7 separate regions of the Homo sapiens genome follow, and all the other regions are linked to region 1. The links are chromatin loops, found by intact Hi-C in ENCODE. Cell type or tissue: IMR-90. All regions are shown on one strand. Region 1 overlaps PIEZO2 (piezo type mechanosensitive ion channel component 2). Region 2 has its middle 31 kb from the start of LINC01255. Region 3 has its middle 5.5 kb from the start of PIEZO2. Region 4 has its middle 56 kb from the start of SLC35G4. Region 5 overlaps PIEZO2 (piezo type mechanosensitive ion channel component 2). Region 6 overlaps PIEZO2 (piezo type mechanosensitive ion channel component 2). Region 7 overlaps PIEZO2 (piezo type mechanosensitive ion channel component 2).

Region 1 (4,000 bases):
CAACCTCTATAGCTTAAAGTAATACATAGAAATTCATTAGCATGGTCTGCATGCATAAAATCCCTCCCGCAATGCTGGGCTCAACAAGCGATTGGGTGACAGCAGCACACTCTTTGCAGAAGATAACACACATGCATTGACTTTAATTTTGCAGACAAATGGAACATTCTGTAGGCAGAAAGGGGAAAAACAGACAAATGGAACATTCTATAGGCAGAAAGGGCGGAAAAAAGCTATTGCAGGCTCCAAGATATTAGAGACATCGTTTGAACAGATTTCTTCTTAAACTAGCCTGCTTTGGCGAATGTTTTTATTATGCTCCATTTTCTGGTTTTACGTCACAGAACAGTGGTGCTCTCCTGTCAAACATTCAAGCAAATATCCTGAATACTCCTTTCTCACTCTCCTCTAACTGACATATATATAACTATATGTGTCATATAACTAACATATATATATGATCCACATGTAATAGATCCAACTTAAGAAGTGAGGTTATATAGGTCAATGGGATGACATATATTATCCTATATCTTTATTGGTTGATTGGATGATTATATATGTCATCCTATTAACCTATATAACTTCACTTCTTAAGTTGAATCTATTTTAAATAGGCACACACACACACACACACACACACACAAAATTTCTTCCCCTTTTCATCACCACTCTCAGAATTAAAAACTAGCAAAATAAGCTAAAATACTTGATATTTTAAGATCCCTTCAAGGATTTAGCTTCCTGATGCATTCTTACGAAAAGGAAATACAACTGCATTAACCTCTCCAACCCTCCCCACCCCGTATAGACACACAGACTCTGCTTTTTAAATGAGAGCTATACAAGTTGGAACAGCCTTGGATAAACTGTAGTCCAGAAAGTCAAATATACACCTCTACAGATGACATGAACCTGCTTTAACTTTTCAGGAAAAGCCTCAAAAATCATAGAGTTCTTGTTGGCTAAATACCATCTGAAAAAAAAAAAAGGCTTCATATCAGCTATGTCAAACCAAAATCAGAATTTTCAGTAGTTGCTCTTCAACAAGTCCAGAAGAAGTCCATTCTCTTCCCTTTTAGAACAATACATTTTAGCTATTTCTTCTATTATTATTATTGACACCTTACGCTTACTCCTTTAGCACTGTTTCTAAATATAACCTCAGAATTAAATTTTGAACTCCTTGAGTTTAGAGACATTATTTTATTTATTTTTCTTTATATCTTAAGTCCTAACTAAGAAAATATCCAATAAAGGTTGAGGAGGTAATGACTAAATTGATCAGAACATAATCAGGGTTTTAACTGTCATCTTCACTATTGATAAGTAAAGCAATTCTGTGGTATAATTAAATTAGCTACATAAGGGGATGTTTTGTTGCTGTTTTTGAACAATAGCACAGAAGTACTTGGCTGGGAATGTGAATGTTACGTAATTTTCAGGATTGTATCATTCATATAGAAAATACATATTCTAATATGATCTATGTACCTGCATATTAGGTGCATTTGTACCCAGAGTAGAGACGTCTCTTTCTGAAATCATTCCTCCTATCTTTTGGTCCTCGTCCCCATAATTATCCTCAATGTGGGCGAAAAAAGTGTATTTTGGTTTCACATTAAGTCAGTTCTTAGTGCCACTTTTCTTCCCAATAAATTTGATTTTCATGAAGTTGGATTCCATTAGTCTCCTTTCTGAAAAACATTCTTACTTTTTCACAATTCAAACCTCAAATAACACTTAAAATAAAAGATCAGTTAAAATTATTTTAATTTTTCTAGAAAAATTAGGAATGAGGCCAATTAAATGGGGTGAGTGGGAATGGTCCGAAAGTCCTTGAAATGCCACATTGAACTGTTTTCTACAAAACAGCTCCCTCTGGTGGAAGCAGAACCCTTTCTCTGGGTGAGACCAGGCACACAACCTGGAAAGTTAGGGCATCCTCTGAAAACGGACAGTCCAAGGCAGGTGGGAGAAAAGACGAATTCTAAAACCCGAACTATGAAATGGTTTGTCTTCAAATTAAACTGTTCTCATCACTGCCCAAAAGTTTTTGGAATAATCTGCCAGGGAACCCTAAACAGTCATGTATTAATATCTGCAAAATATGCAAAATTCAAAGTTCAGAGAAGCTGCCCTCCAGCTGCTAAGTAGATGGGACTACATAATTCACAAGTTCCCAAATTTAATCAAGAGCCCTAAGGATAAAGAGAAAGAGAAATTAAACACCGAGCTCAGAAGCTGTGAAAGTCTGTGCAGATTGGAGGAAAGAGTGGCCTTGGAAGTTCAGCCTCGAGTTCATGAATAGACAAAGGCATGATTTCAAAGCAAAAACAGCCCTATAGAATCCATCCTGTACTCCACACAGTCACTTTCATTGTTTGTAAAGGTCAGTGGGTTTTTATACTAAATAGCTGGAACTGAAGGACATCATGATGTTACTCATTGTTTATTTTACCATATTATCTCTCCACATCTGTGGTCTTTTGTGTTTACACTACATTTTTTCATCATTTTTCTACGATGTCAATTTGTATGGTTCTTCTTAATGTAAAAAAAATACAAACTATTGCTGCTTAACGACAACTTATAAAAATGTAAATGAATGTAAATGCTATACAAATTTGGAAAATTGAGTAAAACCCAACAAGGAACCTACTTACTACCTCTTTATTGAAATCTCCAGCAGAGTAACATCCATTCATTCAGTATCTATATTACCACTTAGGGCAAAATGCAGTGGCATTGAAAACTATCTCTAGGACTGAGCAGAAAGAGTGACAGTGACTCTTCTCCATGACTGCCATGCCCCAGGTATCTCTGTCTAGATGACCATCTTCTCTGAGCTCCTGGTTGGCTAGCGTCTTCTATCCATCATTTCTATTTCAGATTACTTGCTGAAGGCCAAATCATCTCTCTGGTAAAAATGCTGCCTCTCAGCAGTGTTCTGGGGAGAGACAATATGGAGTACCTTCTAGTCATCTCCTCTAAGGATGATCAAATATACTTTCATTGAGGTCACACAAGGAAAAGCCTGCCTCTGCCAATGAAAAACACTAAGAAATCCGCCTGTAAAGATGACTTCTCAGAGGACAGACCCTGGATCTGAGATCTAGCCCTCGTCCCCACAGTCTCAGGAGGAGGGCTGCTATGAGGAGCCAGGAGCAGCTGTCACAGCTCAGTCACACAGGGTCAGATCCCACCCCACCCACGCAGGCCTGCAGGCTGGGGATGGCCATGTGCACTTCATACACACAGTCCTCTCTGACCCTTGTGTGGCCACATTTTAGATAGCTAGTGTGGGAAGAGGAAGTTTGACTACTTCATCAATCAAAACAGTGAATGAATAAACATCACCAGTGACCAGTGTCGGTTTCTTGTCTGCAAAACAATGATGCCCTGAGATAATGCTGTCTGAGCTAGACTCGCTGTGGTGGGAGGCAGGGTGGAAAGCTGAGGTTAGAGAACAGGGTGACCTGTCCACAGATGTGGACTCTTTCCATCCTACATGCTACTGCATCTCAGTGCCTGAGAGGAGGCTACCCATTAGAAAGGCAATCGTCATTGTCACCAGATGGGCATGCTTGGTCTCAGATTTGCTCAGATGTCATACACCTTTGGGGGGCAGGAAAAGAAATGCCAGAAATAAAATCCATAGCACATTAAGTAGATTGTAAAATGTCAGTATGTAACTCAAGCTAATAAAATAATTCAGGGATGCTAATCAACCTTCCAAGTTGAATTAAATTTATGGTTAAATGAGATACAGAAAATACTTCTTCAAAGAAGAATCTGAGGATAATTATTGGTTTTATCAGTAATTTGGTTCTAAAGACAAAAATATATTATCCAAAAAAATTGTTTGGCCATAGAAAGGAGGGGTACTCCAGATACAAGTCTAATTGGCTAACCATAATCCCAGCCTGATCAAATTTCTAGTATGTTTTGTTGTTAACGTATGATGTCTGTATAAATGAACACTTGGTAGAGTAGATCA
Region 2 (4,000 bases), 480 kb after region 1:
TTCCATGGAACATACATTTTGCAATGCAGTTAAGGAGGGAGGGGAAAAAAGTGTCTCTCTTGCAAATATTCTATGGGGAAAACAGCCTGTTGTATGAAGAATCCCGCTCCCCACAGGCTCACCCTAATAGACAAAATCTGAGCATCTACAGATGTGCATGAGGCATGGGCTCTGGTCTGTGCCAGATGGTGACTATGTTTTCCTGCCCTGGGAGAAGGCTGTCTGCATAAGACATCTCATTCAGCAATCTATTAGGACTTCAGAGGCTTTTAGGGGTGACAAGAGCCCACATAAGGATTTAAGAGAGTTAAAAACAGATGTCTGTCTCTTTTATTCCTGGCTCTGAGTCTTTATTGTGAGAAGGTTGCTTTATTGGCCATTTTTCTGTAGAGTTAATCTCCCATTAGAGTGGCTTAGAGCTACGGCCCAATGGGTCTGCCACCTATTTTTATAAATAAAGTTTTACCATAACATACACACTATCCTTACATTTGCATATCACCCATGGCCACTTCCATGCTACATTGCTAGAGTTGAATTATTGTGGCAGAGACTGCTAAGCTTAAGACATTTACTATCTGACCCTTTACAGAGGCCTGCCAACTCTAGACTACAGGCTAAGAGCAGGACTGGTAGGCTTCCACCCTATCACAGCATTCCCCCGCTCACAGCCTCTGCCCATGTTTCACCAGATGGATGAGGCGCTCCCTCTCAGAACGAAAGCAGCCCAGGCACAGTGTTTTGGAAGAATTCCAAATTGTCATCATGTTGCTTGGAAGGTGGCTGGTTTCTTCTGACCCACTCAGCAAAGGAACAGGACTGTACTGTGGGGGACCTACTCGATGCCCATGGCTTGATATAAAATGAGAATCCAGCAAAAGGTGCTGAGGGCTTTGGAGGCTGTGGGTGTGGCAGTCCCTGCATGAGCAGACTCACGTGGCCGCCCTCACAGGTGCAGACACAGTAGGGCCATGGGGTGCCCAGCATCAATGGGAAAGGCAAAAGAAATGAGCTTCTTTATCTCATCTACCCAACAATGACAGAGTCTGACTCATCAACAGGCAACTGCAGCCATACTTTGGGTGGGGGTCCTTAGGGAGCCAATAATTTTAAATTCAAAGTTTGGAGAGGAGGGAGCCTCTGGCTCCCAGGGAAAGCATCTCAGCGACTGACACTAAGAAACTTTCAGAGGCCACGAGCTGATCTTCGGTATCTGCTTGGACTTGGCCTGGAACACTGGGTTTGTCCAGCCCATGGGAGAACCAGAACTAAAGAGCTTGACCACCTCAGTGAAGGGACACAGAGGCCAGGCAGAAGTTTCTCTGCATGCTGTTCTACTCTCTGCCTAGCACTGACACTACAACTCCCAATTCTTCTGTATTAAAAGGAGCACCTGCATATATGCTAACTTTTCAGGAACAGCACACTGACATCTGGCCACTTATGTTTTTTCTGGAGCAAGATACAAGTCCCCTAATTAATTATGGATCAAACCATCAATGCCTAAAAGAGGTGAGTTTCATTCTCATAAAAGGAGCTCAGTTTTTTTAAAGGCTTTCATGTGAATTTTCAGAGCCTGGCAGCATCTTTCTGCTGTGCTTAATAGCGAAGGGTGAATGCTTCATTTTCTACCAAAACACGCCTTCCACGTGTGGGGATCTCCAACGGGCGTCTGGAGCTCTTGGCTGGAGAGGCTGCCTCTGCCCCAGTGCCAGGTGCGCTGGAGAAAACAGGCATGGGAGCACAGGAAGGATCACGGCTGTCGCACAGGAGGCATGGAGCTGACGGGACCTCCAGGGGCACAGGATGGGGTCAGGATAGGCGAGGACCTTTGGATGGCAGGAGATGGCAGAGCATTGAGAAAGAACAGATTCTGCGGAGCTGCGAGGTGAGAGCGAGGGTAGTGGGTTTGGGCTCTGCTATGCGAAGCCGGCTTTGGGTGTCCTTGCATTGCTGGGCCCTTGGGGGCAGGTTCTTGCACCTCTGTTGGCGGATGCGTGCCCTCTAGTGGCAATTTATGGCAGCCAATTCTGTCCTTAACACTGGGGGAGTTGTACATCCCATTCAGAATATGAAAGCTATGCGTTTATCTCCCCAAACCCACACTTCTGAAAATGCACACACAGTTTTGCTGAAAATATATAAATAAGAAGATCAATGAAAGGACAACTCCACCGACGAGACCTTGAAAAAAACACCACATGACTACAGACCCTTCCCGGGTGGCCATGGGGCAGGGCAGGTCGTCTACCCATTGGCCAACAGAATATTTTTTTAATGACACTTAATTTGCAGATGCATAAAAGTGTCTCTGTGAAAACAAAACCAAATTTCAAAGGGGCTCAAATCGCCTCAAATCTTGGTAGCAACGGAGCATGTTTTCAGCAATTAAAAAATGCCTTTCATTTTGGCAAATCCCCTATTTCCTTCCAACCAGTTCTGAAACTACTTTACCATAAAATAGCCCTAGAAATGTTTTTTTCTTCCAGGAAGGTAAATTCAGTTTTTAATGTAAAATAATTTTAGACCTCCCATTCAGACTCTTATATTCATGGTATGCTGTAATTTATTTATTTAAAATTTAAACCTGTTTAAGCTCTGATTTATTTTTTAATTTTTATTTAATATACACAACTTTTATTTTTGAGATGGAGTCCTGCTCTGTCACCAGGCTGGAGTGCAGTGGCATAATCTTGGCTAACTAGAACCTCAACTTCTCGGGTTCAAGCCATCCCCTGCCTCAGCCTCCTAAGTAGCTAGGATTACAGGCACACGTCACCACCCCTGGCTAATGTTTTGTATATTAGTAGAGACGGGGTTTCACCACGTTGGCCAGGATGGTCTCGATCTCCCAACCTCATGATCCTCCCGCCTTGGACTCCCAAAGTGCAGGGATTACAGATGTGAGCCACCGCATCCGGCCTATATACAACTTTTAAAAACACCAGCCAGCAATGCAATTTTTTCTCTTTAAAAAAAAAGAGATTGTTTTCAACCATTCTAAAAAATTTTTAAACTGTATGCAATGTGCACCCTAAAATTCCACCAGATAAGAGAGAAAGGGGAGATAAAATTTTAAATTTTAATCAACTGTAATTTTCAGAAAATAGTAAGATTATATATTAGAAAGAGGAGAAGCTGTCTTTATTTGCTAACCTTTATCTATGTACCATTTCCAACAGAACTTGAGGTCAAAAACCATGTTTTACCTCTTTAAAACCAGTGTTCATATGTACAAAATATGCAGTAAGGCAAGAATATGTGTGGACAACACAAAACACAACTGTATATTTATGTGCTTTAAAATGAATTAATGTCACTGCTCTCACCTTATGCAAAGCTGGAATAGGAAAAAGGAGAGTTTGCATACTGATCTCTCGACATGCCTATTTAGTATTGACAAGACTTCTCCTTAAACCCAGTCTGATTCCAAACCACAGCGTTATCCGAGGGGAACTCCTGGCTCAGGCATGATGAATCACCAGGCTGGAGTCCCGATTCTTGGGGTGGGTACTCTCCTGCTTGGTGCTTTCGTGCTTCTAAGTGGAAATGGCTTCTCCTACTATGGAAAAGGTCTACGTGATAAACAAGCAAAGAAAAACTATCTGTGATCATGGGCCCTAGAAATGAAACATGTTGCTCTTTTTATTTCTTTCATATATTACTTGTCCAGGTTCAATTCTTTCCAGTGGGGCTATTATTGTCTGAGGCTCTGAAAGTTGTACTCATAGGTCAATCAATGTGTATCAGTGACCTTCATCTCTGCAGCCTGTCAGTGCATACCAGTGACCTTCACACCCATCAGTGTGTACCAGTGACCTTCACATCTATCAGTGTATACAGTGACCTTCACACTTAGTGTGTACCAGTGACTTTCACCTTCATACCCATCAGTGTGTACCAGTGATACCTTCACACTCATTAAGGTGTACCAGTGACCTTCACTTTTATGCCTCATTACAGTGTAACAGTGACCCCCCTTCACACCACATGAGTGTGT
Region 3 (4,000 bases), 110 kb after region 1:
GTGGAGAATGTGGTACCTCTTACCAACTTAATTAAGGAGAATATCTTCTAGCATTGGTCACATGTGTTTTTCTTACATATATGTTAACTAAAAAATTTAAATATATATATATTTCTAGTTCTCATTTATAATTATCATTGTGTCATAAGGCACAATATTTATTTGGAAGTTATTTTTGTTAGAAGCCACAGAGATTTTGGCTCTTATTCTTAAGAAAACTTGGAAGCTGAATGGCTTTCTTCTTTTTGCTAATATATGCTGAGGTTGTACATTTTTAAAAAGCTATCAATTTAATGTTTACAGCAGAAGTATTTTCGAAGTCTCCAAATTCCAAAGACCTAGACAACTTCTAATAATGTGCAGGAGACATGGTCTGCTCATACTTCTGCTAAAGAAGTTATCCCTCATCAGAGCAACGCACAGTGAAATTCACTGTCTCTGACATCTGGCCCTTTGGTGGAATCTTCCTGCTAAGCCTACGTAAAATGTATACTGTAGCCTTAACTGCAGTTTGTGAATTGTAATATGGATGCCGAATCTGAAGCACACTGCTGATTTGTATCTGTAGTTCAAAAACCTTGAAAACGCAGCTAACCGACATGTCTATGGGCCTTATCTTTCCAACTAGATTGGAGGATATGAGGACATGGATAAAATTTCATCTATAAAGCAGAATATAAAGCAAAATATTGTTTCCAAGTGAATCATATTCTACTTACACACTTCCATTACACACACACACAGAGGCATGTGCACACAATCTCACACACACATATACACACTCACCCATAACCACATCAGATATATCTCATATAAAAATAAAAGGACCATGTAAACTTGTATTTGGTTTTTGGAGGTAAACACATAAAGGAAGAGATTCCGATTTGTGGGGAGGATGCTCTGCTGAAGTTGGTGACTTGCCTTGGGCACCACAGGCACCCAGGTGGCCAATGCTAAAACATGGAAACCACCATTCATTATTTACAGCCAACATTGTGAGCAGATTTTTATCTAGCAGTTGTCTATCTGCTGTCTGTGTATTTGTTGCTGAAGCCTTTGAAGAGGCTGCTGGTTGTAATATCATTTTTTCAGAAAGGCTTATCATGCTATAAGAAGACTTATGGAAGGGAGCTGGAATTTGGAGGATAATTTTGCAATGAAATTGTAGTAAGTCAAAGCAAGTTACTAACCAAAAAAAATTACAGGTTTTTTTTCTTTACTTGTAACCACTGAGATAAAAAAATTCAACTTGTCCATGTCCTAAATAGATATTTATTAGTTAATGAATCATAATTTGGATTCTAGCTGTGTTTGTAACTGCATCTGGATCTCTGCAATGGTCATAGAAATGTTAATATTCTTAATAAGCTTAGGTGACTTTCATTCATTGGTTTTATTGAGATTTCGAATATGTGTATGGATATGCGTGTGTACAAGTTTTGAAATAAGCTATTTCTAGTTCTAACACTAGCCTATAACTAATTGGATCCCATCCAATGATTACAGTTAACTAGTTTGAAGCTTTGTTCACTTATTCTCCTGCAGTGCCACCTTTTGGCTAGAAGTATATTGAAAAAATACAAGTACTTCTAGCAGAAAGCATGCAATTAGCCACAATCAACAAACAAACATTGATTATAGCCCATGTTGCAGGCTGATGGGCTCAGAAATACAGCAGTGGGCAGAACCAGCATAGCCACTGCCTTCATAAGGTCACCATCCAGCAATGAAAGACAGACATTAACCAACTATGTATAAATAATGAAGAAAATAATACATGCCTGCAAAGAACTCTGAAGAAGTATTGGGCCTTAGGGGAGAGTATAAATGGTAAACCCAACCTCCTCTGGGGGAGGCACAGGAGGACAGATCCCTTGAGAAGGAGATGTATGTCACATCTTGAAGGGTGAGTGTAGATTCACCAGAATGTAAGCTCCAAGTGGGCAGGGACTTTGTTGTTCATGGCTGTATCCCCAGGACCTAAAAGAGCATGGGGCCCATAGTACAGACGGCATAATATTTGTTGACTGAATAAAGGAGTTACCTAGGTGAGAAGAGAAGGAATAATGTTCCCAGGCAGAAAGAACAGATGACATCCCAGAGGCAGCAGAGAGTACTATGTGTTAAAGGATTTAAGAGCAGTTCACAGGAAATTTCCATATTCCATCAACTGGACGTCCCACACAGCTTAAACCGTTTGCCAGGTCATATGGTTTCCAATTTATGGGCTTCTCTATTTTCCATTAAATTGAAACAGTAGTAAACACTTAAGTACAAGCAAAACAACCGACATAGGCAGTCATAGATCACAGGAATAAGGACTGTCACACAGGAAACCTGGAGTTCGCTGTCTTTAGTGTCCTGTCTTCATGCTGCTGTTCGCTTCTCAGATGGGAGACTCAAAGTGCACTGGCAGGAAGTCAAGAGACTTGGGACATTTCAGTTCTGGCAACCTCTTGCTGAAATGTTGCTAAATAAATTGCTTGACCTTTCTGGGTTTTGTGGGTTTTCCCACTTTGGGGTTTTTGTGTGCTCAATCTGCTTTCTTTTAAATCTTTGTACAGGCAGAGCAAATGTGTAGATGCCTTCTGGGCCTGCAGCAATACTGTAGCCAGTGAGATGCAATTCCTCGGGCCAAGAGCACATTCCTGTGATCCACTTACTCCTCTGTAAATGGAGGGCATTGGCGGGCATGAGCAAATGCTTAGCCACACTCCTGAAACAGGAAAGCAGACCTTGAGGGTGAACTTCCTGACTGAAAAGCTTTTCTCCGTAGGTCAGTGTGACACTTTCTCTGGCTTGCCCAGTGACAAGATAAACATCATGGGTTCATCTAAGATTCTTTCAGGTCCTTCAGACAAGAGTTTTGCTTGTTCATATTGGGATGTGAGTACATGGCCCCTGTATTACGGTTCTCTAGAGGGACAGAAAAAATAGGATAGATGTATATATGAAGCGGAGTTTATTAAGGAATGTTGACTCACACAATCACAAGGTGAGGTCCCACAATAGGCTGTCTGCAAGCTGATGAGCAAGAAAGCCAGTCCGAGTCCCAAAAGCTCAAAAGCAGGGAAGCCGACAGTGCAGTCTTCAGTCTGTGTTTGAAGGTCCAAGAGTCCCAAAGCTGAAGAACTTGGAGTCCGATGTTCTAGGGCAGGAAGCATCCGGCACAGGAGAAAGATATAGGCAAGGAGACCAAGCCAGTCTAGCCTTTCCACGTTCCTCTGCCTGCTTTTATTCTACCCGTGCTGGCAGCTGATTAGATGGTGCCCACCCAGATTGAGGGCGGGTCTGCCTCTCCCAGTCCACTGACTCAAATGTTACTCTCCTTTGGGAACACTCTCACAGACACACCCAGGAACAATACTTTGCATCCTTCAGTCCAATCAAGTTGACACTCAGTATTAACCATCACAGTCCCCTTACTAAAATAAGCAGAAGACAACAGTGTGCTTCCCGTCAAGTGAGAAGCAAAACCTCTGGAATCAAAATCCCTCAGCGAGATGGGGGTCCCTGTGTCCCCTTGCCTGGATTATTACTGGCATGGGGTTCCTTCTCTCTTTCTGATGAAGGAAAAAATGCATTTTCTTGTATTCTGTTAACACAGCTGAGAAAAGCAAGCATTTTAAAAAAGAAAACATGCTATAAAATTAAAGGTGAATGAACCCCTGTTGTATAAAATGTCTTTTCCAAAATTCAAGTTTCTGATGTTATGCGTCTCAAAACAGTGACAACTCTTTGAGATTCTGTCAGATAACTGCTCTCCCACCTCAGATGAGTCTAGGGCCAGCTACAAAATTTGTGAGCTGCAGTGCAAAATGAAAATGTGGGCTCCTTGTTCAAAAGGCAGAAAAAAAAGTGCTACTCAGAATCCTTAAATATAAAGGTTTTCCCTTTCTTCTACGGCCTCTCTCTCTCAAATTGCCATAGCACTTTATATGGCCATTTAATGTTCTAAGTGAGTAAAAGTCAAAATCATTTAAATTATTAGCATAATTTA
Region 4 (4,000 bases), 510 kb after region 1:
GTTGTTTCCAATTTAGGAGGTCTGTGGCAGAGAAGGGCTGGTAGATGAAAATCTGCTGCCCTACTTGAACCTGGCCTTGCTCATCATGATAAATTTGTGCTCAAGTCTCATGGAGGGGCATTTGTAAGGCTCGGGTGTGGCCAGACTGGAGGTGGCCCACTGCGTCACTTTGCTTTTCCTCCTTAACTTTTACAGGCAAAGGCTCGGATTCTCCCCTGTGGGGTGATGGTTGAGACTCACTTTCCTCTGAGCCTGATTCCTCAAGGGCCATTTGCTCCATGCCTTGTCTTAGCTCTAAGAAGGATGGATATATCAGAGCATAAGGGGGAGGAAATTCCCTATCCTCTGGAGGAGCTTGTAGAACCAGCTTTTCCTAACTCTCCTGTTGCCTTTTCTTTTTTCCGAGGTTCTAAGCGTAATTGATTTTTCAGCTGCCTTAGGCTCAGCCTGGACCACCAAGGCTTTACAATAGGTTACCAGACAGGGCTGAAGCCATTTGGGGTGAGTCTAGACTACGTTTAACCAGGAGTCAATGTATGGAAACTGATCTGGGTGCTCAGGCTGTCCTCCAACTCCGGTTACTACCCTGAACACATGGCCAATTGCTTCCCTATCTATTGTTCCTTCAGCTGGCCACCCGACATTAAAAGAAGGCCATTTTAATTCACAAAGAGTTTTCAATCTTTGCAGGGGTCAGTTGAACTCCATAATCTCCACCAAAACCTTTCTTGAAATTCTTTAACATACACTCCAACGGACTAGGTTTTGATGCTTTTCTTCCCATTTCCACTCTTGCGACGCAAGAGTACACCTGGCAGTCCAAGCCTGAAGCCCTGAGTGCCTGGATCTGCTGGTGAACAGTGGGGCTGAAGTGGAAGCCACAGAGTGGCAGGGGGGCTGAACAGCCTTGCATCTAGCCACAGAGATGGAGGAGCTGGGGTTTGTCACCCATTTGGTCACCAAGTTCTGGGCCAACGTGAATGCTCACACCTTTGCAGGAAACAAACCCCTGCACCTGGCAGCTGGACTGGGGTCCCTGACTCTCCCCTTCCTCCTTCTGAAGGTTGGTGCTGACATCAATGCTGAGAACAAGGAGCCCGTGTGCCCACTGCTCTCACCCGCTCCTCTGATAGCGACTCCGACTCTGAGGGGCCTGAGAAGGACACCCAAAGCAGCTTGCAGGGCCACGCGCCTCTTGACCTCACAGCACCAAAGTGAAGACCTTGCTGCTAAATGCCGCTCAGAACACCACGGAGCTGCCCCTGACCCCACCCAGCCCTGCAGGGCCAGATAGTAAATATTTTTGGTTTTGCAAGTCACACCTTCTGTGTCACAACCATTCGACTCTACCCTTGTAGCACAGAAGCGGCACCCAGGGATGATAGGTCAACAAATGCCTGTGGCTGTGTTCCAAAAATTTTTATATATAAAATCAGCGGTGGCTACCATACTGTAGTTTTGACCCCTAAACTTATAGTATAAAGGTATTAGATGAAGCCAAGAAGAATGTTTCTGACAGGAACAGTCACAAGAAGCAGAAGGCAAAAAAAAAATGTATATTGATAGTTAAAATTAGCATGTAGAATCTCTAAAAAATGCTTGCAAATCAACAAGGTTTTTTTCTACAGAACTTATCAGAGCTTTTCAAAATACTAAAATGCTTTGTGATGCTTCAAAGACTCTACAGATTTACCCAAAGTTAGTGCACCTCGGTGCGTCTCTGCTGAGGCTAAACCATGCCACCCTTCAGGACATCCCACCAAGTGGATCTTTCCAGCCTCCCCTTATTTCAATGTTTCATGGCTTTCCTTTCTACATAAACAGTATCCACTATCACTTAGGTCAGTGAGGTTTGGAGCTACATTTCATAGTCCCTGATTCAAACGCCAATAGAACTACTAATAGGAGCTTAAAGACTTGCAGCCACTTCTGGATAGAGGGAGATAATGGGAAGGTAGAGCCATCTACAGGAGACATGTGGTACTGCACAACAAGAGCCGTGAGGAGCAGGTGGGCAAAGGGACTGAAAAATGCATCACAGCACCTGGTAGAAATGGCTCTACGCCCTCTTTATTTAACATAGAGATTTAGCAACGAGGGCAGGGTTTTCAAGAGCAGACCTTTTGTTTTTGTTTGATGGGGTTGGGTGGAGAGACGTGGTCTTGACCACAATTTATGTTATGACAACATGTGTGAAGAAGAGAGGATATTTAAAGTAGGTGTTTCCTTTGCAGGCTTGAATGGGCATTCGACTTATACACAAAAGTGCACCCATTTTCAGTGTTTCCATATCAGCACCAATGTCATTTAACTGTAAGATTCTTTTTACCATAAACACTTGGGATGCTCAATGGTTTAAAGGACATTCTACACAAAAGTTTGAAAGCTCTTAATTACAGCAACTAAAACCTCACAATGGTTTTCTAGATATGTCTTTTGTGTAGTATTTTGAAAAATGGATTTTTCTTCCAAAGAGGTTAGGACAATAGCATTTATGCCATAAGAACTCTGTTTTTTTGGACCACATTTTGTGATAAAAAGCAAATGAGCTTTGCATTTAGGAGCTCCAGGAAATCCTTGTTGCCCTTAGAAATCTGCCCCCTCACCCCGACAAAGGGCCAGACAGCTTGGAGGTAGGGAATATCCCCCTCCATAGGCTCACCAAGACGTGCAGCTGGCTGTATGTTCTTTACTGATGTCCTGTGAGCCCTTAAGGTATTTCAACAAGGAGCATCTTGATTTTCTGTGGATTTATGGAAGAAAATGTATCTCTCCAAATGTGTATAGTAGTTCCTCCTTATCTGCAGGGAATAGTTCCAAGACCCCCAGTGAATGCCTAATACTGCAGATAGTACACAACACTATATATGCTATATATTTTTTTACTATACATGCATATATACATACCAGAAATACAGTTTAATTTATAAACTGGGCACCATACGTGATTAACAACCATAACTACTAATAAAATAGAACAATTAAGACAATAGGCTGTAATAAAAGTCATGTGACTGTGGCCTCCCTTTCTCTCTCTCAAAATATCTTACTGTTCTGCACTCACCCTTCCTGTGGTAATGTGAGATGATACGGTGCCTACGGGATGACATGAAGTGAGGCGAATGGAGACATTTTGACATATTGTTAGGCTACTACTGCCCTCCTGATGATACATCAGGGAGAGGATCACCTGCTTCACATGGCCCCAGAGCATCGCACCATGACAACGTATTTTTTGCTGGGTGTCAGGAGCAGACGATGCTGATGTTTGGGGATCCTGGAGAATTGAAGGGTTTTTCTTTTTTGTTTTTTTGTTGTGTTATTTTATTTATTTTTTTTTTTTGCCAAGACCTGCTGGAAGAACATTGCAATCAGATGTTGTGTCTTTATTTTCAATTCATCAAAGTGTTGCTGCAGAGATTATAATTCTTCAGTGAGAATATGAGTAATTTTAACACTGCATTCCATCCTAAGATATGCCATAATTTGGTTCTTTAATGTCTGTGCAATTTGAAACACTTCAGCACACTTCGATTATGTCCATATTGCTGGTTCTGCTTCATTTCTTCATCTTTCTCTGCAGACGACTCAACAAATTCTTCCAAATCCTCATTTGTTAACACTTCTTGATGTCCTTCAATATCTTCTGCCACTTCAGCAAGCATGTCAGCAACCCTTCTCCACCAACCTGTCTTGCTGCACGAATGATTTTCCTAACTTCTCCACTGACCCCAGAGAGGCTTTTAAAATCATTCATGGCTTCACTCCATAAGTTCCTGTAGCAGGCATCTACAATTTCTGGTTTTAATTCATCCAATGCAGCTTTGAAGAATGTTATTGCATTAGCAATAGTGAATGGTTGCACTGCATTATGTCCAGATTAGGGTCTGCATCAATTGCTGATAAAATGTGATCACATACAGTCAGTCATCAATGAACAACATAGATACATTCTTAGAAATGTGTCATAAGATGTTTGTCTCTTTGCATGAATGATGAA
Region 5 (4,000 bases), 95 kb after region 1:
AGGATGCAGGATGCTGTGTGACTTACTTTAACTCCCTTGTTGGTTTTCCACTATGCTGCTGCTACACCTGCAAATGTGTGTAGCCTGGTTATTTTCTGGCATTCTACAGCTGCTGGAATATCTAGTTTCTAAGACTGTTTCTCTCTTTTTGGCCACTTTGTTTTTCTAAAATAAAGAGTACAAACCAAAGTCCACAAGCACACGTAAGAAAAAGGCAGTCCCAATTGTCCTTCCCTCTCACGGCTGTGACAGTGACCACCCATCAGCGCTGGCTTCATGCTCACACCTGAAAAGTGAGATTTCTGGTCTTCTAAAAAGGCCCTCATCCCAAAATACACTCTTTTTATTGTTCTATCTGGTAGTCCAAAAGTCTAGAATTTTTCAATGTGTGCTCCCAGGACATTAGTGCCAAGGGTAAGAAATAGGGGTTCTGTGGTCAGATAAGTTTGGAAAACACTGCACGTTGTACTAAACTCTTAGAAATTCACCATTTGCAGTAGACACTAAGCTCTGAACAGTCTTGCCATGTTTTAGCCCAGCATTTCTCAAAAAGACCTAATCATGAAACTCAGTATCTCACTGTCATAAATTACTGAATAAATAAAATAAAATAAATAAAAATGTTTCCCAATAGGAATTACATCACAAAATTCAAAGTGCTACATGAGAAGAAAGAACAAAGCATGATTTGGTGAAGAATGGAGAATCAAAAATCAGTGCCCAAGGAGGATCAGCACTGAACTACAGACACCATGGATAAGCTCTGAACCCTCTAATATTGACCCCCCACCCCACCCACGGTGTTGTGTAATTGTTAAGGGGAAAGAAGAAATTAAGTAAGCAAAAAAAAAAAAAAATTTTTTTTCTTATGTTTCTATTAAGAGATGAAGTGCCAAGAATTGGGATGAGGAATACACAGATGGGAATATTTAGAGACTTTCACAATAAGATTTCAAACAATTTTCAACCTCTCTTTGGGCAAGAGCCAAAACAGAAACCTAGAAAGCAGTAATGTCCAAAGCGATAACGAGATATGGACCAACAAAAACTCAGACATGAGTTCCTTTGACTTCAGAGAAAACAAACGCCAGGGCTATTTTAAGGTAGGAGAAGCTGGGTGAATAAACATCTTGGATGACTGTACGATTCTGGTGGGGAATGTACAAGATCTCACTGCAGGGGTGCAGAAAAAATTGAGTAAAATCAGAGTATGATTTTAAAAAGCAACTGAAAGACAAAATCACCAGTGGGCTATTAAATCCACACTTCAAATATGCTCTTTTAAAGAAAATGCATTATATGCATATTCAAAGCTATAAAACATTACAGTTTGGTTCACGTTGCAGATTGATTGATTGATTGATTGATTTAGATGGAGTCTAGCTCTGTTGCCCAGGCTGGAGTGCAATGGCGTGATCTTGGCTCACCGTAACCTCCGCCTCCCGGGTTCAAGCAATACTCATGCCTCAGTCTACAGAGTTGCTGGGACTACATGTGCGTGCCATCACGCCCAGCTAATTTTTGTATTTTTAGTAGAAACAGGGTTTCACCATGTTGGCCAGGATGGTCTCAATCTCCTGACCTCGTGATCCGCCCACCTAGGCCTGCAAAGGTATTTTAAAAAGAGTTTGTTTGACTGGGATACTTCTCCTTCCTTGGGAGATTAGCACTGCATTATCAACATAGATCCCAGAACTAGATTCCATTTGCAAATCTTGAGTATGGATCTACTGGAATAGATAACCAACTGGTGTCATAAGGATAAGATAATATCTGACATTTGTTTTCTCCTAAGTAATAAGTTTGGAAGGATACATCCTTACTCTAAAGATAATTTGCTCAAAAAATTTTGATACCCAATTTAAGAAATGCTTTAGGGACTGTGTCACATCTTTTAAAATAACTTACATGGTGGGAAATTGTTGCACTTTGACAGTGACTTTAACGTTTGAAAACAGCTCAAAATAGTGATAAGTGGAGTCCAGTGAATGAGGCGGGGGCATCCGGCACTGGGTCAGAAATGCAGTGTGGCTCTAAGGTGATGCAATGGCAACCACGATGATGCTTTGCAGCAAAACTGATCATGCTTTGAAAGTTATTGCTAAGAGGTTTGTGGTTGTTAGTGAAAAATCCTAGGAGCTGGAGCCTTCTAGAAAACACTGGCTCACAAGAAACAAAGCCCATTTTATGAGGATCCCTCTTCTCACTGCCTTGTAATCTGACCTTTCATCTTCTCTTGTGACTGAGGATGGATTGCCAGAGGCTGTGTGCTATAGCAGCCTTGTCTGGCCTGCAATGCAAGCCTGGCTCCAGCTAACAACATTTCCTTGCTTACCAGCTAGACTGATTTTGGGCCCCAAGGCCAACACGAGTCAGGATTAACTAAGCATGAGCAAGCTCTAATATTTAGTTTGAAAAATATTTAGTTTGGAAACCAGTGTTTAGTTTGATGAGAGGAAGGAGAGGGGGTTGAAGAACAGGAAGCTCACACCCCCACAGCTAATGCTGGAGCCATGACAGCAACACCTGCGTAGGGAGCCCCAGTGTGAGTCTCTGACCTACACACACCTGAGGTGTTTGTGCAGCCTACCCTTTCCTTTTATGGATAATAGAATTATCTGAGATCTCATAGTCTACAATGTCAATGTAATACTGCAACTGATTACATTCAGTATTTTACTCAGTATCTTTTTCTGACTCAAATCTTGTTTATATCATCCTGTGTTCTTATACGATTGTTTAGCTTCAATTAATAACTATAATGTAGCTTGGTTTTCTTTAAAGGCATGTCTAGTAATAAGCTATGGGTGATGAAGCTCCTTTATTTCTGCAGATACAGAAAGCCAATTCGAATCTAAACATGCTCACACATCTTGTTCATGCTATTCCCATCACTGGTGTGCACAGTCTCCATGATTCTGTATTAGGAGCAGGTGAGGGAGGATCATCGAAATATTAGAAGCTCAAAGCCTAAACTAGAATGTCTCTCCTTCATAATCAACTGTTTTGTAAAATCCTGAACCACATCTCTAACATGGTAAAAAAAAATTATTGTTCTTAGCAGTTCCTAACCTTTCTTTGAGGGCAAGTCCTAAGTGTATGTACATACGATGGTTATTAAGGAGGCCAGAGCGATTTAGATATAAAAATTCCGGCCCGTAGGTTAAAAAGCAGTGATTTATGGCCATACCTTTTAATATTAAAAAAGGCATGTGCAGAAATATTACCCTGAGAATTGTGAAAATATTTCTTAGCCTTGAACACCTCATTCTAGAGATGATGTAATTGAAAAACAGAGAGTTTCTGTAACTTGGCAAAGTCGCATAGCTCGTTATGAACAGGATCCAGATTTGTTCGTTAGACCTTCAAACCTGGGCCCTTTCCAACCTGCATGCTGCCTAGGTTCCCTAGCAGGGGTCCGTGTACCTGCAGCAATGCCAAAGGCAGTGCTGCCCGGCAGGGACAGTCCAGGGAAAGCAGCAGGAGGGAGATGGCAGGAGCAGGGACGGCCCAACTCTGCCCATCTCTCTAATTCACTTCCGTGGTGCTTCAGTTCAAGATTACCAGCTTGCTAAGGGTCTTCATCCTTCTTCCTTTTCTGCACCTGTGGCCAAACTGCTGCCCTAGAGGGTTTGACCGCAAGAGAAAACAGATCGATTTGTGTGGTTCCAGGAGAGCTAAAAACATTTTTAAAAATAATATGCATTTCAAGGATGTGACTTAAGTTTTACCATTGTCAAATGGGTTTTTCCTTCTCTGTTCCCTGCAAAGCAAGTAAAAGGTGTTAATTGCCATCCTGATACAATTCACATTTATGAAAGTCACAGAGTATATATTAGGCTGTTATAAATTTTATATTCAAAGACTTAAAAACCAATCGCTATAGGAAACTAGACCTAACTCTATTTTCAGACTTCTGAGATGTTCAAAACAAAAATTAGTCAGTGAATGTTTTAGTCAATTGGTAAATATTTCTTCAGTGTTCCTGTGTGTTATAGTC
Region 6 (4,000 bases), 190 kb before region 1:
CCTCCAGCAGAAGCAAGCACCCCCACAGCCCTGCAAAGGCTCTTTCACAGCTGCGAGAATGTGGGGTTGCAACTTGCTCATCATTAAGTTTTGTTTAGATTTAGAAGTAATGTGGGCACTTGTTGCAGCCTTATTCATGAGAACAAAAATGAGAAATCATCTACGTGGTTAAAACTCAGGGGTTGACTAAATTCTAATATAGCTACACAATCACTTTGCACTCTATGAAAATTACATTTTAGAACATTTTATAACATAGGAAAATACACAGTTTGCATAAATACAGCAAATTATAAAATAGTATGTGCAATATGATTCAAAATTTGTTTGTAAAAAGTACCTATAGACATAAGAAAGATTCTGAAAAAAATTTGGCTAAAAAGCAATAGTATTTATTTCTGGGAATAAGGATTACATTTTAAAGTGTTTTTTCTTATTATTTTATTTTTCCAAATGACCAAAAAACATGTGTTTAGTATAACAGTGTGACAAAAAATATCAATTCAATATTTCTAAAAATAAGGTTAATTCTCACCAGAGAGCACATTTGAAAGCTTTTTTACCAGAAGATAAAAATTGCTTGGACTGTTTTAAGGGCAGCTTTATCTATCCAGGAAGTGAGACAGAAGGGCTGGAGTCTCCGTGGTTATGAAATTTGTGATAAACACCCACCCATGGTGATTTTCTTTATTTCTATGTTTGTTTCCTTCTTTCTCTTTTTCTTTTCTTTTCTTTTTTTCTTTTATCTTTTTTTTTTTTTTTTTGCCAGTCTGCAGTTTGTTTTCTTCCAACTCAGAGTTTGGGGTTAATAACAATACACTGAAATTATGCCCTAGGATAAAGCTATGGTTTAAATATGCTAATTTCCATGTTTTAAAGGAATAAAATGTAATGTCCTGTTATCGGCAAGTTAATGGGGAGGAAATCTACAACAAGGAACTTTACATACTGCATTGTTTAGCTCACATTTTCTATTCCCTGATAAGCAACTTAACTTCCAATGTCTTACTCTATGAGATTATAATAACAGACCTTTTAAACTGTTAAGGGGATGATGTACCGAAATGTCTGTAATAAATTATAATTTTACTTTTATGACAATTCAAATGAAGAGCAAATATGATGTTATTACACTATTAGAACTGTTAATATCTTTACCATAAGATGATAAATTATAGCCCCTGCGCCAAGTGTAGTTCAGTGCTTGTTTTGGTGCCATGTATGAGCTAATAATGATTTTTACATTTTTAAATGGTTGGGGAAAAATTTAAAAAAATTTTCATTAAATGTAAAAGGAATATGAAATGCAAATTTGTATTTGTAGTTTTACTGAAATACAGCCATGATCATTTTACATGGTGCCCAGCTGATTTCACATTATAATGACTTCTTGAAAGAACTGTGACAAAGAGCATATGGTTCTCAAAGCCTTAACTATTTACTAAGCTTTACAGAGAAAGTTTGCCTGATCTAGTATTTTCGAGGTGGTTCTGAATATTCTTTGTATTTTCTACCCTCAGCCGCTAGATGGCATAAAAGATCCTTAAGCCAGTAGAAAGAATAAACCAAAAACCAAAAAACTTCTGCCCTACAGAGGATATTTACATTTTCAATTAAGTCATCCTCTAAAAGGCAGTTCTTTCAGCAGTACAAAACTTTTTGCTATATGTGTTCAACAAACTAAAAATTAAACGTTTAAAGGAAACTAAAAGCATTAATTTAGTCTAGAAATAATGTCTGCACTGAAATTTAGCTTTTATTCACTTCTGCCTGGAGTAAATATTATGTGAATATGCACTATTAAAGAGGCTCCCCAGTTTTACTGTGTCTATACAAAATTCTTTTCTTATTAGACTGAATTTCACTTCTCCAGTTGCCAGGCTAATACAATCAACTGAGCCAACTGGATTTAGAATAAGGTGGGAATGTGTGTGTGTGGATGGGTGTGTGTGTGTGTGGGTGTGGATGCTTGTGTCCAGCACCAACTTTTACTTATTTTAACTGAATTTAAGTGGTCTTAAAGGATTTGACTGAATAGCTCTCTATAGCATGTGCCCTCTCTCTCTCTCTTTTTGTTAGCACTGTATAGACACAGTCAGCCACAACTAGTTTTACCACGGCCAAATTTTACACATAAATCAATCAAAGCAAGGCCACTGGGCCCTCTCACACATTCTGTCTTTATAATTTACGATCACATTAAAACCACATTATGATGTCTTGAAAGGATGCAAACCTGTATTGCTGGTATGGTAATAATATTCATGTTCTTTTAAATTGCAGGTTCCTCATTTCTCAACAAGAAGACAAAAAGCACTACATTACCATCCAGAGGCACAGCAGAGAGAATTCTGGCACCGTCTTCACCTAACACTCACACCCTCTTCTACTGTTACAGAGGTAAGTGGTCAGGCATGAGTGGGGCAGGAGAGGGCACCCCCCACCCACCAACCGGGAACGTCAGGAGACCATAAGGTGATAGTCAGGAGGTTTTTACACTGTTTCTCTAAAATAGTAATTGGTTGCAGCTGGGGGCTTGGGAAGGCAGTCTCCCAATATACAGAAAAAAAACAAAACTGGTGATCAACAGTTTCCCGATAAGACTTCAGGAGTTGGGTGAGTGGGCTCAAGCATGTGCAGTAAGAGGTAAAATGGCGGAGTTTAACTGGTACATGACCTTGTAGGAGCATTCGGTGAGGGAAGAGCACTTCAAGTGAGCGAAGAGCACTTCAAGTGAGCATGCGCACAACTCCAGTAAACAGACTACATGCAGCCCCTCCCAAGGGCTGGCAGGCCACTGTGCATGCAGACAGCCCACCCCCAGGGAAGAATCAGGGGAAAAGGGGCCCAAGACCCCGGAATCAAGCCAATGTATAAAACCCCAGTCAAAGGTCAAACCGTGCACTTGATCTCAAGTCGCCTGCTTAGCCCACTTCCAAGTGTACTTCACTTCCTTTCATTCCTGCTCTAAAGCTTTTTAATACATTGTCACTCATTCCTGCTCCAAAACTTGCCTCAGTCTCTCCTGCCTTATGCACCTCAGTAGAATTCATTTTTCTAAGGAAGCAAAAATTGAAATTGCAGCAGATCCATGGGAATTCGCTGTCAGTAACATACTTTGGTGCTGCGAGACTCAGATGTGTTTCACTGCTAACATTACCATTTCTGTCCCCTTTCTTTTTTCTGGAACTGTCAATTATGAACCTTTCCTCATGCAAAGAAAAGTTCAAATAGGACAGTGGATAACCCTATACTGATCACCTAGTTTAAATAATTTGATTTGTCTTCTCTCTGTTAACTATTCCTATGTATGTATGTATCTATCAATCTATTATGTTGGTTGTTAAGCCATTTTTAAGTTGCAGACATCAAGGCACAGCTTATCTAAATAACTCACCATGTATCTCCTAAAATAATGGCATTTTTCTGTCTACCCACAAAACCATCATACACCTAAGAAATCAGCAATAATTCTATAGTCCAATATCCAGTGAACATTGAAATTTCTCCAATTTAACCCCAAAAAAGTTTTAAGAATTTGTTGTTGAACCAGGATCTGATCTACAGCTGTGCTTCACACAGGTTTAAGTATCTACTGTGCTCCTCTGAACTAGACAGTTGCTGCCTCCACTCTCTATGCAGGCCTCTTTTCCATGCTGATTTTTTTTTTAAAGACCCATTCATTTGCCTTGCAGAATCCACATTTTGAATTCTTTTGATTGTTTTTCTTGTGGAGCTATTTAAACTGTTTCCTAGCCTTTATATTTTCTGTAAATGGGAGGTTAGGTCAAAAGTCTTAACCATATGATGCTGTATAGCTCATCTGTTGCATCACACTGAGAGGTGTGAAATGTTAAGCTATCTCAGTTTTGATCATGTTGACTTCAATCAATTCCTCAAGATATTGATCACACCTTTGGAAAGATGTTATTTTTTTTCTTTGCAATTAGCAAGCACCAACAAGGTTCTACTTTGTCATTGTGCAACCACCACGACCTTT
Region 7 (4,000 bases), 110 kb before region 1:
GTTGCAGCGCAGGCCGTGGGTGGGGGACGCCTTGGCTCCCCCAGGCCATCGGAGAGGAGCTGATGTAACAGTTCTGTGACAGCCAAGCCTTTTCTTCAGATTCATGCTTTTTACTGATAAATATTGTGAACATTACATTTACACAAAAGAATGTCTGACTAATCTCTTGGCACAGCGCAGAATCCCTTAGTTTTAAATTTGAACCAGTTGAAAAGCAATCAATACACATTTAAAGAATGCAGCAAATATCAGACTTTTAAAAAGTCTATATATATATAGTGTTTTCAAATTTGAGGTATTTAATCGTACCTAAAATGAAAGGTAAAGCGTTCTTAGACAAACTACAGAATTTTCCTCTCTCTGTGGTTTTTCAGTAGTCCAGCTCAAAGCAAGCCAGACTAGTGCTGTCTACAACTCGTAAGCTTTTCTGGGGTTGATAACTATAGCAGGCTCGCTTTATTTTATTTTATACTCTATTTGCTTTAGGTCAAATTGGAGATATAAAAACTGCATTTTTAGGGGAATAAAATGTGTAGAAAGAGGGCAGGAGACCAAACCCAAAGAACTTAGACGTGGATTAATGTATTTAGACTAAGGAAGATTCAAAATTTCACAAGCATACCCTTCCTTAATAACAATACCATACACTGGTGTGGTGACGCCCCACTCATAGGGCAGCCTTGCAGCTGTGATCTCACAAGAAAGCAATACGTGAAGGCTCATACACGCCATTAGGAAAGAAAGAATGAAGTCTGGCTTTGAATAAGTATCAGTTTCCATATTACAGTAAGGGAAAGCGGGGGAGCTATGAGGGAAAACCTGAAGGCTTCAAATCAAAGGAAGCTCCATGGACTCTGATTCCAGAGTACACTGTCATCTAAGAAAACGTTTCATCAAGCCTGTCAAACAGACAGAAGTCTTACCAAAGTCAAAACAGAGGCATGGCCGCTCCAAGCAAAGAGGGGCTGTTGGATACTCACTGCTCTCATTTGCCAGCTTAGGACTCTCACTGACAGGCACGCTTGATTTGTTTTATTTTTGTGCTGTGATTTCCCTGTTCCACCAAGCACTCTGCACTTCCCTTTTGAGGGGAGGGAGCCAGAGTTTCATCCTTTTTTAAAGTCCAGTTCTTAAACAGTGCCTGGCACATAAATATTATAAATAAAATAAACACAAAAGTTTTGTTGTAAATGAATAAATGTTATAAATGTGGAACAAATGATTTAGCCATTCAGATCCCAGGCCTTCATGCCATCACATCCTGTTCCACAAGTACGCATTAAATTCAGATTTTTCTGGATCTAACATTATAATAGCCAAAAGTTCCCCCTATTTATTAGTGACCTAGAGAGATTTGTGGCCATCTTCCTTGGAGCATCCATTTCTCCCCTATTTTACCGGCCAAGACATCTCTTCCCAGGCAGTAATTCAAAGAAGAGGAACATTTGGAACTAGCCTATAAAGCATTTGGGATGAAAGGTGCAGAGTAATGCACGTCTACTCACGGTGTCCAAAGTCAAACATTCCCCTGTCCTACTTGTGCAAAACTTTTACAACACTTCACCTTCATCCCTGTTTAATGGTTTAATTCAAATGCATTAACAGGAGAGAGAAAAAAAGATTTTTTGGTTTGTCTCACTGCTGACTCAAAATGATTTACGGTACTTTGCTGAGGTTTTGGCTGACTGTGGTCTCCCAGCTGCTGTTGTAAAGGTATCCATGCATCAGTCTTTATGTAAACACTCACAGCATTAACCACAGCTGCAATATGAATTAGAGCCATAGAAAACACTCTTGTTTATGTGATGAGCTGGAGCACCTCAACTCACTGCCCTTCTGAAATGGAGAACTCAAGAAAAGAAATTAAAAGTGTGAGCGAGCTGCAAACGTGCACGCATCATATGAAGGTGTTATGCTGCTGCATGCATGGGTACCCCACATATGCTGTTGTGACTGAGGCAATTCATAATGCTATGAATTCCAGACCAGCGCAAAGAAACTCCGAATTATTTTGATCAGATTCAGACATGTTTTCCCATATCTTTAAGTAAGATTGGAATGTTTGAACAAAATGCTTTTGCCAGTTGCTTGCTGTAAACAAAAATTTTGCATTTCAAAAGTTGCATGTTGAGACCATTTCAAAAAAGGAGTAGAAAATCACATCCACAGCCTTTGAGGGGCTGAGAAGTTATTGGCAAGACTGTGAGAGGAAAATGCCTCTACCAACCTCTCGGGTCTCAGGACAGATCCCGCTATCCTCTCCCATAACTTAGTCTTTTACAGTGTTTAATGGAGTTTGATACAATAGAGCAGATGGACGGAATGTTAGAATGTGTATGCTTGACCTGAGGGAGATCTTGGGTTTATAAAAGTAGGAGTGGTGGGAGATATGTTATTATTTCCTGATCCTCCTTTATGGTGCTGTAAACAAAAATAAAATTCTAAGGCCCCCAAGAGACTGAATGGACTGCCCCTCAGCCCAGGAGGCCCAAAGAAGCCTAAAAAACCAGTTCAGACAATGACAGGAAGGTGGGGTCCAACATGCCTCATTATACCCTCTTTCCTTTGGAGTTGAGGCACCACGGACCAGCATTAACATTAAAACAGAGATCCTAAGACTGACAGAACAAACTTTTTGTGGCAATAAGATACCAAATTCCAGCCTGACTGGTATAGCATCACATGACAGCAGGCCTTGAGGTACATCTAAGTATTTTACCTTGAAATATATTTCTTTCACATATCTTGAAATGGCCCTGCAAAGCTGTCTCTTGTGGGGGAAATTTACATTCTTTAGAAAATCTCCTTTCCTTACTAGGTCGCTTTGGAGAGTCTGACACCCTTTAAGATCCCATAAAAGACATTAGCATCTATTGTCTCTGAAGCAAGCTACCTGGAGACTTCATCTGGATGACAAGAACTTGGCTTCCACAACTCCCACCCTCTTACCTTAACTAAAGCTGATTTCAACTCTTCAGGCAGAGCTTAACCCTTTCAACCAATTGCCAATCAGGAAATCTTTAAATCCACCTATGACTTAGACGTTCCCCCTTTCTGGGCTGTCCAATGTACTCCTTATATGTATTAATTTATGTCTTTGCCTGTAACTTCTGTCCCCTAAAATGTATAAAATCAAGCTGTAACCTAACCAGTTTGGGCACATGTTCTCAGGACCTCCTGAGGCTGTGTCATAGGTCATGATCCTTAGCCTTGGCAAAAACAAACCTCTAAATTGATTGAGACCTATTTCAGATACTTTTTGGTTTACAACACCATGGATAAAACCTACATGATCTGGTCACATTTACTTAATGAGTTTCTCTCTATCCTTTGAAGAGAGTAAAATAACTAAAACATCTTGTCAAAAACAAAGACATAGGCAGTTATTAAAGATAAATTTTTTTGAAATTCTGTCTTAAAGTCAAATGTGTCTTAAATTTAGAGAAAGAGGTCTTTGATGTCTCTGTAGGTAACCGATGTCTCTATAGGTAACCTCCTATTGTTTGTCTAAAAGCACCATGGTATGACATACAGAGGCTGTCCTTGGTTTTTCTAAGCCTTTTTACTTTAAAATAAATAAAGAATAGCTTATTTTAAATGGTAGAATTTTATATTTGCTATTCTAGACTGCAATTATAAAATTAAGAACTCTGACATGTAACTGTATTAGGTGCAAGTCACTCATGATTTGGTAGGGTCTGAGGTGTAGATCTCAACTGAATAATTCTTCCTACTCTCTCTCTTCTCTATTTATCTGTCATCCAGCTATCTAAATATATATCTACTTATAATTTTATTGTATTTATTTATTTATTTATTCTGAGACGGAGTCTCGCTCTGTTTGTCGCCCAGGCTGGAGTGCAGTGGCGCCATCTCTGCCCACTGTAAGCTCCGCCTCCTGGGTTCACACCATTCTCCTGCCTCAGCCTCCCAAGTAGCTGGGACTACAGGCGCCTGCCACCACGCCCAGCTAATTTTTTGTATTTTTAGTAGAGACAGG

Evidence for each region. A loop is a pair of places that touch in the nucleus more often than their neighbours do. Peaks named below come from ENCODE experiments on the same cell type or tissue, not always from the same donor. Only the 100,000 strongest peaks of a DNase experiment are listed, where the experiment ranks them.
Region 2: it touches region 1 in a loop (2.9-fold over the local background); 2 of 110 quality-filtered maps call a loop at or near these places.
Region 3: a loop joins it to region 1, with 4 times the contacts of the local background. A loop is called at or near these places in 25 of 110 quality-filtered maps.
Region 4: a loop joins it to region 1, with 7 times the contacts of the local background. A loop is called at or near these places in 4 of 110 quality-filtered maps.
Region 5: it touches region 1 in a loop (2.8-fold over the local background); 14 of 110 quality-filtered maps call a loop at or near these places.
Region 6: a loop joins it to region 1, with 4 times the contacts of the local background. A loop is called at or near these places in 87 of 110 quality-filtered maps.
Region 7: it touches region 1 in a loop (2.3-fold over the local background); 3 of 110 quality-filtered maps call a loop at or near these places.

The regions. Positions count from the first base shown.
Region 1 is chr18:11,039,131-11,043,130 of GRCh38, forward strand. The region is part of intron 2 of PIEZO2 (piezo type mechanosensitive ion channel component 2); the gene reads right to left. Among named protein-coding and RNA genes, the nearest start is that of PIEZO2, 110 kb to the right of the region's middle. In IMR-90, a CTCF peak has its summit at 1,883 (motif pointing left); DNase peaks (open chromatin) are centred at 1,881, 2,451 and 3,361; H3K27ac peaks cover 1,164 bases.
Region 2 is chr18:11,517,272-11,521,271 of GRCh38, forward strand. No RefSeq gene overlaps it. Among named protein-coding and RNA genes, the nearest start is that of LINC01255, 31 kb to the left of the region's middle. RefSeq lists an enhancer at 1,775-2,275. In IMR-90, a CTCF peak has its summit at 2,013 (motif pointing left); no DNase peak of the experiment used is centred here.
Region 3 is chr18:11,153,033-11,157,032 of GRCh38, forward strand. No RefSeq gene overlaps it. Among named protein-coding and RNA genes, the nearest start is that of PIEZO2, 5.5 kb to the left of the region's middle. In IMR-90, a CTCF peak has its summit at 1,551 (motif pointing left); a DNase peak (open chromatin) is centred at 1,529.
Region 4 is chr18:11,551,559-11,555,558 of GRCh38, forward strand. No RefSeq gene overlaps it. Among named protein-coding and RNA genes, the nearest start is that of SLC35G4, 56 kb to the right of the region's middle. In IMR-90, a CTCF peak has its summit at 1,964 (motif pointing left); a DNase peak (open chromatin) is centred at 1,943; H3K27me3 peaks cover 630 bases.
Region 5 is chr18:11,134,197-11,138,196 of GRCh38, forward strand. The region is part of intron 1 of PIEZO2 (piezo type mechanosensitive ion channel component 2); the gene reads right to left. It overlaps LOC124904249 (a long non-coding RNA gene), which reads right to left. Exons shown (of 2, transcript XR_007066288.1): 1 at 3,732-4,000; 2 at 2,803-3,623. Among named protein-coding and RNA genes, the nearest start is that of PIEZO2, 13 kb to the right of the region's middle. In IMR-90, no CTCF peak of the experiment used is centred here; a DNase peak (open chromatin) is centred at 2,275; H3K27ac peaks cover 668 bases.
Region 6 is chr18:10,850,409-10,854,408 of GRCh38, forward strand. All of the region lies in intron 7 of PIEZO2 (piezo type mechanosensitive ion channel component 2), which reads right to left. Among named protein-coding and RNA genes, the nearest start is that of MIR6788, 93 kb to the left of the region's middle. In IMR-90, a CTCF peak has its summit at 1,535 (motif pointing right); a DNase peak (open chromatin) is centred at 1,553; H3K27ac peaks cover 173 bases.
Region 7 is chr18:10,927,393-10,931,392 of GRCh38, forward strand. All of the region lies in intron 3 of PIEZO2 (piezo type mechanosensitive ion channel component 2), which reads right to left. Among named protein-coding and RNA genes, the nearest start is that of MIR6788, 170 kb to the left of the region's middle. RefSeq lists enhancers at 1,766-1,875, 1,886-1,975. In IMR-90, no CTCF peak of the experiment used is centred here; DNase peaks (open chromatin) are centred at 129 and 1,719; H3K27ac peaks cover 1,739 bases.